2 separate regions of the Homo sapiens genome follow, and region 1 is linked to region 2. A link is an interaction called in ENCODE POLR2A ChIA-PET data of the cell type or tissue named here. Cell type or tissue: IMR-90. All regions are shown on one strand. Each heading gives the region's core, and the rest is flanking DNA. Links, peaks and the distances in the headings are about the cores only. Region 1 overlaps LOC105377557 (a long non-coding RNA gene). Region 2 overlaps VEGFC (vascular endothelial growth factor C).

Evidence for each region. Peaks named below come from ENCODE experiments on the same cell type or tissue, not always from the same donor. Only the 100,000 strongest peaks of a DNase experiment are listed, where the experiment ranks them.
Region 1: POLR2A ChIA-PET joins it to region 2 with 14 read pairs; 2 of 35 experiments call an interaction of 5 or more read pairs at or near these places.

The regions. Positions count from the first base shown.
Region 1 is chr4:177,229,623-177,232,546 of GRCh38, forward strand. All of the region lies in intron 1 of LOC105377557 (a long non-coding RNA gene), which reads right to left. Among named protein-coding and RNA genes, the nearest start is that of NEIL3, 79 kb to the right of the region's middle. In IMR-90, for the core only: no CTCF peak of the experiment used is centred there; no DNase peak of the experiment used is centred there.
Region 2 is chr4:176,783,620-176,786,543 of GRCh38, forward strand. The region is part of intron 1 of VEGFC (vascular endothelial growth factor C); the gene reads right to left. Among named protein-coding and RNA genes, the nearest start is that of VEGFC, 7.8 kb to the right of the region's middle. In IMR-90, for the core only: no CTCF peak of the experiment used is centred there; a DNase peak (open chromatin) is centred at 1,412; H3K27ac peaks cover 51 bases.

The DNA.
Region 1 (2,924 bases), core at 209-2,708, 450 kb after region 2:
ACCGCAGGGAAGGTAGGTCAGGCAGTGCTGTTAACTTGGCTGGCAAAGTTGATGGGTCAAAAATGTTTTATGTTTTTCTTCTTTTTTCGCACTAAATAAACTCGGTGTAAAAATGTTTTGCTTATAGTGCTCTTCTATTCATTTAACATAAACATTTGTGTATTTTAATTCTGTCTGTTCTAAAATTCTAATTTCTTCTATAAATTAATCAAATATGAAATCTAAGCCAGCAAAGTATGTTAGAGGAACAGTGAGTCAAGTTTTATAAAAATTAGGCAGGTATGGAACAGAGCTTTAAAACTGTATGATATTTGGAGGGAATGGAGTAAGAAACAGAAACCAGTTTTCTGAAGGGTATTTATTGTTATTATTATTAAATAAACACATTATTGCGTGTTCTGTGAGCAGTTCTTTCTTGATAGGAATACTGACAATACCTGTTATATTATTATGAAATTAAACTTATCTCTTTTCAAAAATAAATTCACACACCGTGACCCCAAAGTGTGAAGGATCACAAGATGTGTGACAAAGAATGCATTCAGCAAGGACTGGTAAAGTGCTGGAAACCCCAAGGGACGTGAGTTATATTTCATGGAACTGAGTCTAGGATTTGGAAATTATTTTGCAATTATTTATTGTTGGTCTCGAGAGTGTACGTTTCATGTATTTCTTCCTTTTTACCCAGAATGTAATTTTGCTTGGTGGTGACCATGTGAGAAAAATAGCACTGTGGGAAGCGTTCTTGTGCAGTTTTCACTGTAATCCGATCAATACAATAAACAGTTTGAAAGCTATTCATCATACAAAAATAAACAACTATTAGGTAGCTGTTGGTCCAATGCTCATAAACATGAACAATTTACACAAGAAAGAAAGTATACTAACAGGAAAAAAAAGCCATAGACAAATAACAAATTATCTCCTAAGAAAATGTTTTATTTCGGATCCGCCCCCCACCCCCAACACACATTATATTAAAGCATCAGGAAAAATGGCAGTGAACCAATCATCGTGAATGACTAAAATACAAATTAAAACCTGGGTTAATCATGGGGAAAAATCAGGTAAAAATTAAAGCAGGATTATACTTGGGTTTTCACTAGCAGGGTATTCTAGGATGGAATTATGTATCAGTCACCAATAAGTAGCTCTGGCATGTTCACCCCGTGTTTGCCACCTGAATGTTGTTTGCACCAGACTCACATTTATCATTTTCATGCTTTGATATCAGAAACTGGGAAGTCATACTTGACTCTTATTTTTTTCTTGCTCTATCTCATTCAAGCATCACTTCTAATTTGGCCTCCCTACTATTTCTTACACGTGTTTCTGCTTTTCCGTATCTCCTATCACTTGACTGGTTTACGTTCCATTATATTTTACTTCAATGGCCTCCTTTGATTCTATCTAGCATCTTATCTCCCCTAATTCATTTTGAAACAGCCAAACATCTCCCCAGTAAGATACAAATGTGCGGCCGGGCGCGGTGGCTCACGCCTGTAATCCCAGCACTTTGGGAGGCCGAGGCGGTCGGATCATGAGGTCAGGAGATCCAGACCATCCTGGCTAACACGGTGAAACCCCGTATCTACTAAAAATACAAAAAAAAATTAGCCGGGCGTGGTTGCGGGCGCCTGTAGTCCCAGCTACTCGGGAGGCTGAGGCAGGAGAATGGCTTGAACCCAGGAGGCGGAGCTTGCAGTGAGCCGAGATCACGCCACTGCACTCCAGCCTGGGCGACAGAGCGAGACTCTGTCTCAAAAATAATATTAATTTAAAAAATTAAAAAAATACAAATGTGCAAATGTCAGAGTACCCTTGTTTATGACACTGAAACGACACATGTATAACACTTCCACGATCTGGCCCATGTCATTATCTCTTGCTACTCTATCTCAGACATTAATTTACCAACTTAAAAATACTTGGGCACATATGTGCCAGGCGTTGTGCCATACATTATAGCATCTTCAGAATTTAGCATAGTGTTTTCAACATAAGAAGAACTCAATAAATATTCTACCCTCTAAATATTTCTTGAAGGGACTGTTTCCATTCCATGCACGCTAATACCACCCAGCCCAAGTCAGGGTCTTGTTCGGATACTCACCAGCTTCCTAATTCTAACACCTAACTCTAATCTAATCTCTACTTCCTATGGCCAGAGGGATTAAAATTAAAATTCTGGTCATGTTATTTCCAAACCTAAAATTTTGCAAAGGGTCCCCAATGAATCTATGACAAATTGTAAAATCCTAACCTGATTCATAAGTCCTTACATGTACCTTCCTTCAGGCTTACTCTTAGTCTCTCTTTCTCCCTCTCTACATTCCATTGCTTCTCTTTCTCTTTTCTTTGTTAAATCCTACTTATCCATCAGGTCTCAATTTAAACACCAATTTCTTTGTGTGACAGTCCCTGGCCCTCTTGACTAGGTTAAATTATTTTTCTCTGCATTACCATGGCATCACTTCGTGGAGCTCATCACACTTGTAATTACTTGCTTAATGTCTGTAACTTCCTCAGAGACACTTTCCCTAATCCCCTTGATAAGGGGAAGTATAGGTATCAAGCACTCTCAGAGGTCACTGTATTTCTCTTTAGCATACATCACAGCTCAATAATTGTTTTGTTGAGTTGAATTTCAGATACATCTCCAGTCCTCAGGGAACTTTGAGGCTTGGCTGTACCAGTACCTCTGTTACTCCTAGAAAATTCTTTCTCATTGTTTAAGTCTCAGCTCTCCTGTCAGCAACCCCAGGAGCCTTTGCTCATCGAACTTCACATCACTCCCAAGCTGAATTCGATCTCTCTCCTCCATACTCACATCCTACCTTATGTACATTTCTGTCATTGCACTTGCCAGAATCTACTTCAGTTATCTGTTTATGGGTCTGTCTTCCTGGAAAGTAGTTTCCTTG
Region 2 (2,924 bases), core at 111-2,610:
GGAGACAGCATCATCCCAGATTCTTTGGTTTGGTGTGGTCTATGGACACCTGTGCTGCCCTCCAGGAGAGGAACAAACCCCGGCACCCAGGGGAAGTGGGAACATATTATAGGCAGAACTACAGTATGTAGCCTCCAGACACTGAATGATTAAACACCCTGCATTTCCTTCACCTGTTTCAAAATCAAACATCAGTATTATATCCTCTTGCTATATTTTAGAAATTGGGAAAATTGTCAGTAATTTATAATTTTAAAAATTTAATAAATTAGTTGCAAGGTGCTGAAGAATCACAGTTATGTCATATGTCTAGGACATAGTACTTACATGCTATATTCTTTGTTTGTTTTCTGATCATGAAGACTATCTATTTAACACAAATTTACAGAAAGCTTACTATATGCCAATCATGGTTCCAAGGGCTTTATATGTATGCACATGCTGTTTTTTTTTTTTTTTTTTTGAAACAGAGTCTCACTCTGTTGCCCAGGCTGGAGTGCAGTGGGGTGATCTCAGCTCACTCACTGCAACCTCCGCCTCCTGGGCTCAAGCCATCTTCTCACCTCAGCCTCCAGAGTAGCTGTGAATACAGGCACGTGTCACCATGCCCAGTTAATTTTTCTATTTTTTGTAGAGATAGGGTTTTCCCCATGTTGCTCAGGCTGGTCTCAAACTCCTGGGTTCAAGTGATCTACCTGACTCAGACTCCCAAAGTGCTGGGATTACAGACGTGAGCCACCACACCTGGCCTATATACACATTCTTATCCTCAAAACAACCTGATTAAGCAGGCATTAATTATATTCTACATTTTGGAAGAGGACTTTTAAAAGGATAAAGTAACTAGGCTGGGCGTGGTGGTTCACACCTGTAATCCCAGCACTTTGGGAGGCCGAGGCGGGCAGATCACGAGGTCAGGAGATTGAGACCATTCTGGCTAACATGGTCAAACCCCGTCTCTACTAAAAAAATATAAAAAAAAAATTAGCTGGGTGTGGTGGTGGGCACCTGTAGTTCCAGCTACTCAGGAGGCTGAGGCAGGAGAATGGCGTGAACCTGGGAGGCGGAGCTTGCAGTGAGCTGAGATAGCACCACTGCATTCCATCCAGCCTGGGCTACAGAGCCAGAGTCTGTCTCAAAAAAAAAAAAAAAAAAAAAAAGATAAAGTAACTAAATACACAAAACAGACACAAAGAAAAAGAAAAAATTAAAAATTAAAAATTAGCATCTACTCATTGTGCTACAAAGAAGCAGAGAGAAACTAAGTAACTTGTCCAAGGTCACACAGGTACTAAGAGGCATCCTCAGGACATGAATACAGAAAGGCATGTCCATACCCTGTGCTCTTATCCACTGCACTGCATCTCTAAACAAGTTACGTCACTGACACAAGCAACAGTTATGTGACTGAAACAAGCAGAAATATTGGCAGTGAGTTCTTCCAGGCGCTATCACAGGCAGTGTAAACAGAGTGCATAGGTTCTGCAGTTAGCAAAATAGCTAGCTTTGATCCCAGCCTTTATCACTTATGACTGCATACTTTACTATTGCATAAAAGTAAGAGAAAATGGTAATTTAGGGATGAAGTTTTAGGTAAATTAAATTACAAAATAAATGTCTAAATAGAAACCTTTCAACTATAGAAGTCAAACCACATCTTTCTGGTCTACCCCAAAATATACATCTTTCCACCTGTCCAAATGAGGACAGGTTGAAGCCAAACTTCTTTAGAAGTGAGTCTTTTAAACTTGTAAGTATTACCTTTTACACAAAGTTGTGCATTTGAATATTTCCTCTTTCAGTATGTCCTTTCTCTAGTAGGTGGCATCTCTTGAGTTTGAGTAAATTATTCCACCATATTTAAAAAAACCTTTTATAAGAACAGCCAAAGTATTTATATTGTTTATTTGGTAGTTTACCCACCTCCTCACATCCCCACTCCCACCTTTCTGGTCTCATTTTTAGCAGATTTTAAAAAGCAGGAATTTCCAGGACACTTTAGGGTTCTCTCCTTCTCTTTTTTTTCAATTGCCCACTGACCTACAAATAAATGTGTGTGCAAATATAGAGATTCTAATCTTGTACACTTCTGATTGTCTAAATATTCTATTTCAATGAACTGTCTACAAATTCTTAACCATGCAAGAAAGAACACGTAAGTCACACTTGGCAGTCTGAAGAACTATTAAGCGGTGTATGCATGAATATGTGTGTGGGGGGTTCTGTGTATGTGTATCTAAGCATGACCACTGTTTACACTGCTTGCTTCGTTTGGAATGCAAACCATAATGGCAGAGATGTCTATTTCTATACTTTTGTAAATGTATCCAGATAGCACAATGATGGGTGCCTACAGTAAGTCAAAAGTAATCACCACTATCATCGCCAGCAATCAGGAGCATATAGAGGAGTTCGAATACCATATATGGGTGGCCACTGTAATGAGAAAGGCAGAGTCACTGCCAGACACTTTAAGAAACCCTGCAGTTGAAAATGGCTTCTGAGAAGCTTCTGAGAAGCTTCTGGTCAGCTTTCTTAGACACTTCTGTGCAACAATGCCAGGTTAAGCTCCTTAAAAACCTCACTTTCAGCATACCACTAAAGAATCTTCATTGGCTCCTGCTGCTTTCAACTCAAACTCAGACTTTCTCTTTGGTTTTCACACTTCCCACCATGCTCCCTTCAGTTTCCCTTAAAGCTCTTGACTTTTGCACCAAAGGGTTTGCTTCTAGTTCCCCAAATATCCCTGACCTTTACTTCCTCTGTACTTTGCTGTCATTCTTCAATATTCAAAACATCCCTCTCTCCCCCATTTCTGTAATTAGCATCTACTCATTTTTAACATTGGGTCTCATATCATTCCACCTTTCCCAGGCCTGCCCATGCAACTCCCAGAAGGCTAGCCAACAACTGGTGGTAACTCA